2 separate regions of the Homo sapiens genome follow, and region 2 is linked to region 1. A link is a loop called in an ENCODE intact Hi-C map of the cell type or tissue named here. Cell type or tissue: chondrocyte. All regions are shown on one strand. Each heading gives the region's core, and the rest is flanking DNA. Links, peaks and the distances in the headings are about the cores only. Region 1 has its middle 13 kb from the start of MIR1471. Region 2 overlaps DIS3L2 (DIS3 like 3'-5' exoribonuclease 2).

Evidence for each region. Hi-C counts contacts between places; a loop is a spot of excess contacts. Peaks named below come from ENCODE experiments on the same cell type or tissue, not always from the same donor. Only the 100,000 strongest peaks of a DNase experiment are listed, where the experiment ranks them.
Region 2: a loop joins it to region 1, with 6 times the contacts of the local background. A loop is called at or near these places in 60 of 110 quality-filtered maps.

The regions. Positions count from the first base shown.
Region 1 is chr2:231,902,953-231,908,317 of GRCh38, reverse strand. No RefSeq gene overlaps it. Among named protein-coding and RNA genes, the nearest start is that of MIR1471, 13 kb to the right of the region's middle. RefSeq lists enhancers at 1,952-2,569, 2,570-3,188. In chondrocyte, for the core only: CTCF peaks have their summits at 1,844 and 2,064 (motif pointing left); DNase peaks (open chromatin) are centred at 3,087, 3,757 and 3,897.
Region 2 is chr2:232,324,134-232,329,498 of GRCh38, reverse strand. The region is part of intron 14 of DIS3L2 (DIS3 like 3'-5' exoribonuclease 2); the gene reads right to left. Among named protein-coding and RNA genes, the nearest start is that of ALPP, 52 kb to the left of the region's middle. RefSeq lists enhancers at 1,019-1,068, 1,139-1,408. In chondrocyte, for the core only: CTCF peaks have their summits at 2,007, 2,206 (motif pointing right), 3,113 and 3,325 (motif pointing right); DNase peaks (open chromatin) are centred at 2,178 and 3,703.

The sequences.
Region 1 (5,365 bases), core at 163-5,162:
CACTTTGGGAGGCCGAGGTAGGCCAATTGCTTGAGCCCAGGATTTCAAGACCAGCCTGGGCAACATAGGGAGAACTTGTCTCTACAAAAAATTTAAAAATTAGCTGGCCGTGGTGGTGCAGGCCTGTAGTCCCAGCTACTTGGGAGACTGAGGCAGGGGGAAAGGATCGCTTGAGCCCAGCAGGTCAAGCTTGCAGTGAGCCATGATTGCACCACTGCAGTCCAGTCTAGGTGACAGAGCCCAGACTTCGTTCCCCACCCCGCCAAAAATTTCAGTGTTTGTCAAATGAATAAATCGTCATGTCTATGGCTGAGTTTTGGATAACGGCACAGTTCCAATAAAGCAAAAAAAAAAAAAAAAAAAAAAAAAAAAAAACCATGGAGTTTAATGGAAGTGTCTTTTACGCAGTGCTAAAAAAGTCTAATCTATACTTTTGATGGCTTATTGTATTAAAACCCCCACAAAGCTCTGTGAGTGGGAAGAGCAGCTCAGGCATCTCAGGGAGGTCCTTGGCACACATGCCTCGGGGCTTCGCAAACCACTCAGAGAAACTGCTGAGGTCAGTGGTGTTCTCAGAAAAGGGCGCTGGGGGCCATGAAGAAGAAAGTCAAATGCTCCAGGAAGTGGCAGGAAGCTAGATCACACAGGTCATTCCTAGACCCCTGGGAAGCTTGAGGAGGCCCAAAGACCACCTCCAAGAGAGCCTTCCCTGCCTGGAGCCCACTGTTCTGAAGGCACTTTCTAAGGCCACTGGGTGCTAATGCAGCACCCAAACACTGTTTGAAGCAGGTGTGGGAGGAGAGGCAAACAACCGCATCTATCATAAGTCTCTTTTTTTTTTTTGAGACAGAGTCTCGCTCCATCGCCAGGCTGGAGTGCAGTGGCGCGATCTTAGCTCACTGCAACCTCTGCCTCCTGGGTTCAAGCAATTCTCCTGCCTCAGCCTCCTGAGTAGCTGGGACTACAAGCGTGCTACCACGCCCAGCTAATTTTTGTATTTTTAGTAGAGACGGAGTTTCACGATATTGGCCAGGATGGTCTTGATCTCTTGACCTCATGATCCGCCTGCCTCAGCCTCCCATAGTATTGGGATTACAGGCGTGGCCACAGTGGAACTGTATTCTGCCTTTCATAGAACTTGTTTTTTTTTTTTTTTTAGACAGGATCTCACTCTGTCGCCCAGACTGGAGTGCAGTGGCACCATCTCAGCTCATTGAAGCCTCAACCCATCCTCCCACCTCAGCCTCCCGAGTAGCTGGGACTACAGGCACGTGACACTACACCCTGCTAATTTTTTTTTTTTTTGTAGAGACAGGGTTTTGCCATGTTGCCCAGGCTGGTCTCAAACTTCTGGGCTGAAGCGATGCACCCACCATGGCCTCCCAAAGTGCTAGGATTGCAGGTATGAGCCATCGCACCTGGCCATATAGAATACAGAACTTTTTTCTTTTTTTGAGACAAAGTTTCCCTCTTGTTGCTCAGGCTGGAGTGCAATGGTGTGATCTCAGCTCACTGCAACATCCACCTCCCAGGTTCAAGCGATTCTCCTGCCTCAGCCTCCCGAGGAGCTGGGATTACAGGTGACTGCCACCATGCCTGCCTAATTTTTTGTATTTTTAATAGAGATTTCACCATGTTGGCCAGGCTGGTCTCGAACTCCTGATCTCAGGGGATCCACCCGCCTTGGCCTCCCAAAGTGCTGGGATTACAGGCGTGAGCCACCATGCCCAGCCATAAAGAATTCAGACTTTTAATAGGAGTCTGTCTTTGTTTCTGACCCCAATGCTTTTACATTTCTTTATGTTCTGAACAAAAGAAGTACCACCAAATGCGTTCCACCACCACCAAAAGACACTGGCTCTGCAGTTGGGCAAGGACTAACCACAATGACAGTTCAATTTGGTCCAAACATGGTGGTATTTAAGGTTAGCCAATAATTCTCAACATATCGTCCGTCATTCTTTATTTTTTAAAGTCCAGTGAGGTCTGAATAGTATCTGTGGCCGACACTGAGAATCTAAAAGCTGGCAATTTTAAGGGGAAAACCACAGCCTCCTGGTGCCCTCTGGTGGTGAAGCAGTAGGACTGCATGAAATTACAAAGTGTTGAGTCAGTCGCTCCCAAACTAGAACATATTCAGATCTGTTAAAACACAACTTGCTGAAACTCACCCTCAGTTCTAATTTGGAAGGTCGGAGGTAGGACCTGAGAACTGGCATTTCTAACAAGTTTCCAGGTGCTGCTGCTGTTCCTGGGACTGCACTTGAGAATCACTGGTTTAGGTTACCTAGCCCAAACCTGCTTCTATCACAGTACTAGACTGCATGCTAGAACATTTTTTCCTTTTTTTTTTGAAATGGAGTCTCACTCTGTCACCCAGGCTGGAGTGCAGTGGCACAATTTCGGCTCACTGCAACCTCCGCCTCCCGTGTTCAAGTGATTCTCGTGCCTCAGCCTCCGGAGTAGCTGGGATTACAGGCGCGCACCACCACGATCCTCGGCTAATTTTTGAATTTTTAGTACAGACAGGGTTTCACCATGTTGGCCAGGCTGTTCTCAAACTCCTGACCTCAGGTGATCTGCCTGCCTCGGCCTCCCAAAGTGCTGGGATTACAGGCATGAGCCACCACACCGGCTAGAAAATTAACTAAAACAAGCATTTTTCTACACTTGAACAGTGGCTGCTGGCGATTTTTTTGTTGGTTTTCAATCTTCCAAATGTTTGCAATGTGGTTATAAATTTTTTAAAAGCAAAGCAAAACACCCAAAGGACATGATTCTTGTTGGAGAACTGTTACCACGGGCCTTTCCAAGAGGCAGGCACAGACCACTGTTGGCAAAGATGGACTGGTGCTTTGGATCGTGGGCCCCTCTTTGCCTTTTTCACAGCTTTCTGTCCAAGGCCCTGCTGTTCCAAAGACCACACCAGGTTGTGCCCAGACTCCCTGTGGAGCTGGCTCCCCAGACACAGCCCTAGACCCTGGAGGATCCACTTCTCCCCAGAAGCTGGACTCTCCCTCTGCCCAGGGGACTCCAGACCCGTCTCCTCTTGCCAACCCCAGGTGCTCGCTCTTGGCTGCACCCTGCTGCTCCTCAAAGAGCTCCTGGGAGAGGAGAGTCTGGCCTGGGCCCAGCCCAGCCCTGCCTGTCTGCTGAGGGGGCAGGGTGGGGCGCACAAATGAGACGCTCAACTCCCATGGCTCTGCTGAAAGAAGCCAGGCCCTCAGGCACTGGGAGAAAAGTGCCTTTGGGGGTGGCAGGGGCTTGGAATCAGCATCACCAAGGCCACAGGGACTTCGTCTGCACCAACTCTCTGGCTTAGGGAGCAAGGGTCAGCCACATTCTCTCAGATCAGTTAAAACCATGATGCCTCTCACCTCCCAGGATGTAGATCAGAAAGTGAGTGAAGGGGGAAAGGCACTCCAGACTTAAAAAAACAAAACAAAACAAAACAAACCCAGGGGAGGACCCAGTTGGCCTAGCTGGGGTCAAGGACCCACCCCTTGGGCAGTCAACTGTAGTACACGGGTTCTGTGATGAACACCCCTCACCCCCAACATGAAGGCCTTTGATGGGCTTCATCCTAAACGAGGCTGAGCAGACAAAGTGAGTGTCCCAGGGCTGGATGGGGACCGGAATATGACTGCCCCAGAACCTGGCTCCCAGGGCTGCAGCAGTGTCCATGCCTGGCTCCACCCCCACCAGGGTAGACAGAAACCACCTGGGCTCTGCACACAGCTGCACTGCGCTTCCTGCAGCCAGGTATTGTGGTGGGGACATTGGAGATGGGGCAGCGCCTCAGTCAGGCCACCTGACCAGCGCACAGTGACCCCAGCACTGCAGGTGCTGGTGGGGTATACCACCCCCCAGAAGACAGGGCTCCTAGAAGGCCTCAAGGTGGCCAAAGTTCCTGGAACTGCCAAAGTCCCTTATCGCCACCCCTTCCACAGGAGGCCACAGCCACTTTCTCCTCCTCCGCCGAGGCTGGGGAGGTGAGAGAACTCTGCTCTGGCCAACGCCCTGGAGACGGCCTCCTGCTAGTGACGGCTGGGCCCTGACTGGGGCAAGGAAGAGCTCTGGGCCGGCAGGCGGCTGGGTCGTAAAAGTGCATGCACCTGCTGGGCATCCTTGGGCCCTGCAGGCTGCACCCAGCCCCAGGCTGACATCCTGTTCTCAGTCCCAGCGAGGAGCCTTCCCTCCTGGATGCTTGAAGGTTCCAGCCTGCTATGGTCTGAATATGTCCCCCAAATGTGTGTTGGAAACTCAATCCCCAAAGCAACAGTGTTGGAATATGGGAAATGTTTAGGTCATGAGGGCTCTGCACTCATGAATAGATTAATGCCATTCTAAAAGGGCTTGATGGTGCCATTGACTCCCTCATCAAGAAGGGAGTTTGGTTTCATTTTGCCCTTCCAGCTTCTGCCATGTGAGGACAGAGCGCTCCTCCCTCTAGAGGATGCAGCATTCAAGGCGCCATGTTGGAAGCAGAGAGCAGACCCTCACCAGACAATGGACTTGCTGGCAACTCACTCTTGAACTTCTCAACCTCCAGAACTCTGAGAAAATAAATTTCTGTTCTTTATAAATTACCCAGGCTCTGGCATTTTGTTACAGCAGCACAAAGTGGGCTAAGACATGGCCTCCTCCTGGACGTACGGGTGAAGCACTGGTCATCTCTGCCAAGCATCCCTGCCCATAAGGCCCAGCTCCCCCCACAGCCAAGGCCTCCCCATGCACATGGCTCGTGTCCACAGACACCTTGCTGGAGAGCACGTGAAAAGGCAGGTGCTGACCTTGCCCAAATGCCCACATGCCCCTGTTCAGTAGTGGAAACCCACATTCTCCCCTTCAGGCCAGGCTGGGCCACGAAGAAGTCAGGCCTTGCCTGTCCCCTGGATCCTGGGTAACTATAAGATCTGCTTAGAAGAACTCTGGAGGCCAGGTGTGGTGGCTCACACCTGTAATCTCAGCACTTTGGGAGGCCGAGGCAGGTGGATCACTTGAAGTCAGGAGTTTGAGACCAGTGTGGTCAACATGGTGAAACCCTGTCTCTACTAAAAATAAAAAAAAAATCAGTTGGGCGCAGTGGCAGGCACCTGTAATCCCAGCTGCTCAGGAGGCTGAGGCAGAAGAATCACTTGAACCCGGGAGACAGAGGTTGCAGTGAGCCGAGATGGCACCACCGCACTCCTGCCTGGGCGACAGAGCAAGATTCCATCTCAAAAAAAAAAAAAAAGAAAAAAAAGAAAAAGAAGAAAAGAACTCTGGGGCCTGGAAGCCAAGGAGTAACATCCATGCTAAGTGCAATCAATCCCAGGCCCTCAGCAAGATGTGGGTCCCAAGGGCAGCTGGCTGTTGGGGATGG
Region 2 (5,365 bases), core at 83-5,082, 420 kb before region 1:
GAGCTCAGCAGCCCACCCAATCCAGAGAAGGCACCGAGGAAAGATCTCTGCTGAATGACAGGATGCCTGGAACACTCGGGCAGCCCAGGCTGTAAGAGGGCACCATGCTCGCCCAGGGCATGGGAACCCTGGGGCCCCAGCTCAGCCCCTGCTCTGAGGGCTCCCTGAGGCATGTGGCAGTGGTGAGTGGACCAAGGACCCCACAGTCCCAGGAGTGCTGGGCTCCCTTCTCCTCTGGGGACGGTGCCTTGTTGGAGGGAAGCCTCCCAACAGGGTCTCTGAGGGTAGACAGGACAGTCTGAGGCAGCAGGAGGGAAGCCCTCACCAGAGGACAGGGCAGGAGTGGGGATGGGGTGAGACCCCAGAGTCACCCTTTCAGGGGCTGCTGCTCTGGCTTTGCAGCACTTGGGTGTCTGTCATTAGACTCAACAGTCACTGTGAATGGATGTGGCTCCCCACAGAAGGACTGAGCAGGCCAAGGTCCCAGACTGAAGGAGCGGGGACCGATAGGCGATGTGGGACATGAACCAGGCAAAGGCTGGGGGGCTGGTATCACACAGCACTGAGGTCAGCACCACTGACCCTACCACCAAATCTGGGGCAGGAGGCCACGCACTTCTTTTTCCCGCCTTTGGTGGGACAAGAAGATCACACATGTGCACAAGAGCTGGAGCCTGTTGTGATGGGCCAGCCTTGGGCATGTCCTCATGCCTTGGTGACCAGGACCCTCTTCATGGGGAAAGCCGCCCCCTCAGGGAGACATGGGGCTATCGGGGCCTTGACCAGCCTGGGGGGACTCTGCCTTCCCTGCCTTTCCCCAGCCTTCATGCCCAGCCCTGAGCTTTCCCCTTGAGTGAGAGAGATCAGGGAGGAAGCTCCCGCAGGCCTGGCTGCAGCCAGAACCCTGCCATCAACTTCCCTTCCTGGAGGTGTGAGTAGTGCTGCGGGTGAGCCTCGTCATCTGGCCATGCTCGTGGAAAGAAAGCCAGCCACCGAGAGAGAGAGCCCTGGCATATAGAGCCCCTCCTCCACCCAGGGTGGGCCTGCCAGGGCAGACGTGTGGCTGTGCTCTGCCAGGATGTCCTGAGAGCATATCTGCCTCCCCAGGGAGCCTGAGATGCAGAGGAAGAAGGGCTGGGAAATGCCCCAGGAGGGCAGGCACCACCTGGAGAGGAGGGAAGCCAGCCCAGCACCCCTAGCGCCTCCCCTGGGGACTAGTGGGGACTTTTTTGGGCTGGCTCATGGCACACAGTAAGGCAGGTGACAGCTGGGATGTGTGACCACAAGGATCAAGCTTCAGCCTGCCCTTCTACCACACAGGACACCCAGCAGGTAAAAGGAGGAGCATCCATGTTGCCCTCTGGGTGGCAGTAACGGCCTGTGATGTGCCACCCCACCTCCCAGCCCTAATCTGTGCTTGTGCCCACCACTTCCTGCCAAAAACCCTGTGTTCAAGCCCTTAACCCACTACAAGTCTCCCAAGCCCAGGTTTGACTCTCAGCTCCACAACTTTCTTGCCGTGGGATTCTGAACAAATCACAGAGCCCTCCCCATCCTCTGTCTCAAATGCAGGACAGGGGTCACAATGGCACCTGCTCAGGGCTGTCATGGACGCAGAGAAAACAGGTTCTGCACTGGCAGGCCCTCTGCCTGATGCATTGAAAGCCCTCAGGACGCAGGCACTGTTCTCCTGTTGCCCCACCTGCCCCCCACATGGCCAGCTGGGGGTCTCCTCAATATGCCCTGTGATTTTCATCCCTGCCATCAATCTGTGTTCCTCAATTCTTTTGAAGCCTCCCTGAAAAGCAGGCTGCAGTCCCCCACATGAACACTGACTGTTCTAGGCTCACCTGTATCACTGTCTGGTGCCATTAGACTGTTCTTATTCGGATTTCATAATAAGATATTGTGAACCCAAGAGGAATCAAAATTCCTGCTTGAAAAATAATCTGATACTGGTCAGGCCATCAGCACGGAAATACTTCAGATGCACACAATCATGCGTACTTTTGCCCTCTCACTCCATAAAAACTACTATGTGCCAGGCACGGTTCTGGACTTTTCTCCCCATGCAGTCGGACAATCCTCCTGGGCAGGAGCATCCAGGCAATTCTGTGGTGCCTGCTTTCCCCTCCAGCCCAGCTGCAGGCTTGCCGGAAGAGGGACAAGTGTAGCCTTAGGCCCGACCCTGGGCTGCATTTTGCAGTGTGGCCAGCAGGAGGCAGCATGACCCCATAGCGGGCAGCACTGAGGCTGCAGGCTAAGGAGGCCACCAGGCGGGCAGGGTGAAAGAGCAGGGCTGTGTGAGGTGGCCCCTGGTTACTCCTCTGTGCCCATGCCCCACCCTCTATGGGTTTAGGAATTGAATATCTGGGGGCCTCTCAGGGCTGAGCCAGGCTCCTGCTCTCAGTTCCTGCAGGCGCTCTCCACATCCCTTCTCATGGTTTTCAGTAAACACGAGGACAAGGACAGGAGGGAGGGGACAGGGAGAGGGTGGGGCCGCTGTGGAAGCCCCTGCCAAGACCACAGACCTCAGGCAAGCTGCTTCCCTGGCAACTCCGCTACCTGCTCTCCCTGGACCCCCAGCACAGTCCCAGGAGTCACCTCTGCCCTCGACAGTGAACAAGTGCACTCTTGGTGACCTTGAACGTGAAGCCTGGTGAGGCTATGGAGGAGAGGCCCACCTTGCCAGGGCCCTTGGTGTGGCTGAGTCTCTGCTTCCCTTGCCGTCTCAGCCTCTCCCTCCCTCCTGGGGCTGGGAGTCAGGACAGCACCTGTGGAGCTCTGGCCCAACTAGTTAGGCCACATTAAGCAGGGACCCAGACAAAGGTCAAGGGCACTGAGGAGGGAGCTAGCACCACAGAAAGTCCACTTCCCAGGTGCAGCCTTGGCCATGATGTTTGAGGACAGCTGCAGGGGCTGTTTGGTGCCCTCATGTCCTTCTGATGCTGCAAGTAGCAGATGGGGGCAGAGTGAACAGGTAGGCTATGAGTAGGAGTGAATGAAGGTGGGGCTGACCCCTGGCTCTGGCGGTGGCACCCTGGGGTGGCTGGAAGGTGGGTCCCCAGTGGAGTTTGGGGACAGAAAGGTGCAGGCCAAGCCCAGCTGCCAGCAGCCAGAGTTGCACCGAGTTCAGTATTCGCCATTGCAAATGGGACCTGGCACCACGGGTCAGAGAACTGAGCTGGACGGTGCAGGGTGGGTGGGGTAGGGAAGGTGGGAGTCAGGGCTCTCATCTGCGGCCAGCACAGGCTCCACAGTCCCCCACCCTGTCAATTCCCTGGTGGGCCAGCAGGTGGCGCCCAGCCTCTTTCTCCCCAAGGTCCTGGGATGGGGAGGCTCCAGCTTAGAGCCTAGGCGCTCCTATGGGAACCCAGGGCCAGAGATGACCCGGTCAGCAGGGCCCTCTCCCCTGACCTCCTCCCTCCCTCTCCTGGGGAGCTGTGCTAGGTGCACAGCCTAGGCAGCCAAACCTCCGAAACGCCCCCAAGCTATCCTGGGTGGTCAGGTTGAGCCGCTCCACACTCTGGGCCACGGGAGCCCCGAAGGGCGCAGAGTGGGCACTGGGGCTGCTGGACGGGAGGGCGCCCTGCCCCCTGCCCTGGCCTCATACCTTCCTCCTCTGATGTGGGCACTGGCCCTAGTGTCACCCCACTCCTCCCAGCACCAGGGGCACAGGCGTGAGATCACTGGGCCCTGCGGGGGATGGGGCGCTGGAGCTCAGGGACTGCCTGACAACTGCTTTCCGAGGGGCTGGGAATGGCTGCCAGCCAGCATCACCTTCCAGAACAGCAAGCTAAGGCCTCGGAGACGGGGGCCTTGGATCCAGGCCTGGCATCAGCCAAGCGTCTGGAACCTGCACCACCAGGGCCCCACCACTCTGGAGGTCTGGGGTGGGGCTGTGCTGTGACAGTGGCTGCAGGGCCAGGACCCCAGCTCCTCGGCACTCACTCCCAGCACCTCTCCTCCCTGGTTCTGGGCCTCCCTGGGGCAGGAGGGGGTGGGGAGGGGGAGGCTCAGGTATGAGGCTCAGCGAGCCCCTCACAAACTGTGGCAGACAGCAGAGAAAGGCCACCAGCCCCCCGCACACGGTACACACTCCCCACAGCAAGGGTGACACTGGTAGAGACAGAGGTTCCCACAGTGCACAAACGTTCCTCTAAAGAAAAAGCAACAACATCAATATATGAAACGCAGGGCTCTTCATGCGTTTACGACAGGGCGTCCTTCACCCTGAAGGTGCCGGCGAGCATCAAGACTGCAGAGCCAGCCACTGGGTGCCGCATTCCTGCTGGCTCAGGTGGGACCTGTTTCTGTCGCATCTTAAAGGACGATGCTGGGAAAGGCTGCTCTCACCCTGGCAGGGCTCAGAGGTGATGAGATGAGAAAGGGGTAAAGCGATCTGCTCTTCAGAGGAAGCCTGCCTTCCCTGACCATCGAGGAACTGGATCTGAGTATTTCTCTGCTCAGCTGAAAGGCTGGGGCTGGGTTTTGATAGTCAGGGATCCAGGGCATCTGTGGCCAGGAAGGTCCTGTCTGGCAGGTGGTAGGGGTTGGGGGGTGTCCCTCCCCTCTCCTGGCCCTGCCATGGAGACAAGGGGCTTCTCCTCAGTGGCTTGCATGGAATGCCAGCCCTACCACTCACTTGCTTCTTAAGCTCATGTAATCTCAATTTGTTTCCCTGTAAAACAGGGAAGCAATGTTCAAGTTCCTGGCCTCGAATAAATAAGACATTATTATTACACATCTTATGATGTGACTGGCCTGGGTGCCCCAACTCTAGGACTTGGGCAAAAAACACAGTAAAAGCAACATTTCTAGAAGTTTCTTCTGCCTCCCCTACCCTCACCACAAAGCCACCCTCTGGCAAGGAGGCCAGAGGTGTCCCATTTCAGATCCATGCACCTGATAAAGTGCTGACAAACTCACCTCACCCCTTCCTCACACAGGACACTCAGAGAGTGGCCTTGGAAATGAGCGGGAGCCGGGGCAGAGGGGCAGGACCAGTGCCCAAAGCTGAAAATTAGTCCATTTTCAAAGGCCAAAGGCAAATGTGGGACAGAAACAGCCTCTTCTGCCCTCAGCCACCAGGGCCCTTGTCACGCTCTGTGGGAGGCTCCTGCTAATGGAATGAGGCCACTCACAGAGCTTGTTCAATTAGCTCTTGCTGAAAACTGCTAACGTGGCTTTGATAAGAATTGCTCCCAGCCAATTTCAGCCTCATTTCTTCTGCAGACCAAATTTTCCACACTTGGGCACACGCTGCCTGTAAGCTCCAGAGCCCTGGGCTCTGCCGAGGCCATGAAGGCAGCTGCTGGGCCTGTCTCAGAAGCTGTGTACCCAACCATGGCCTCTTCTCCATGGC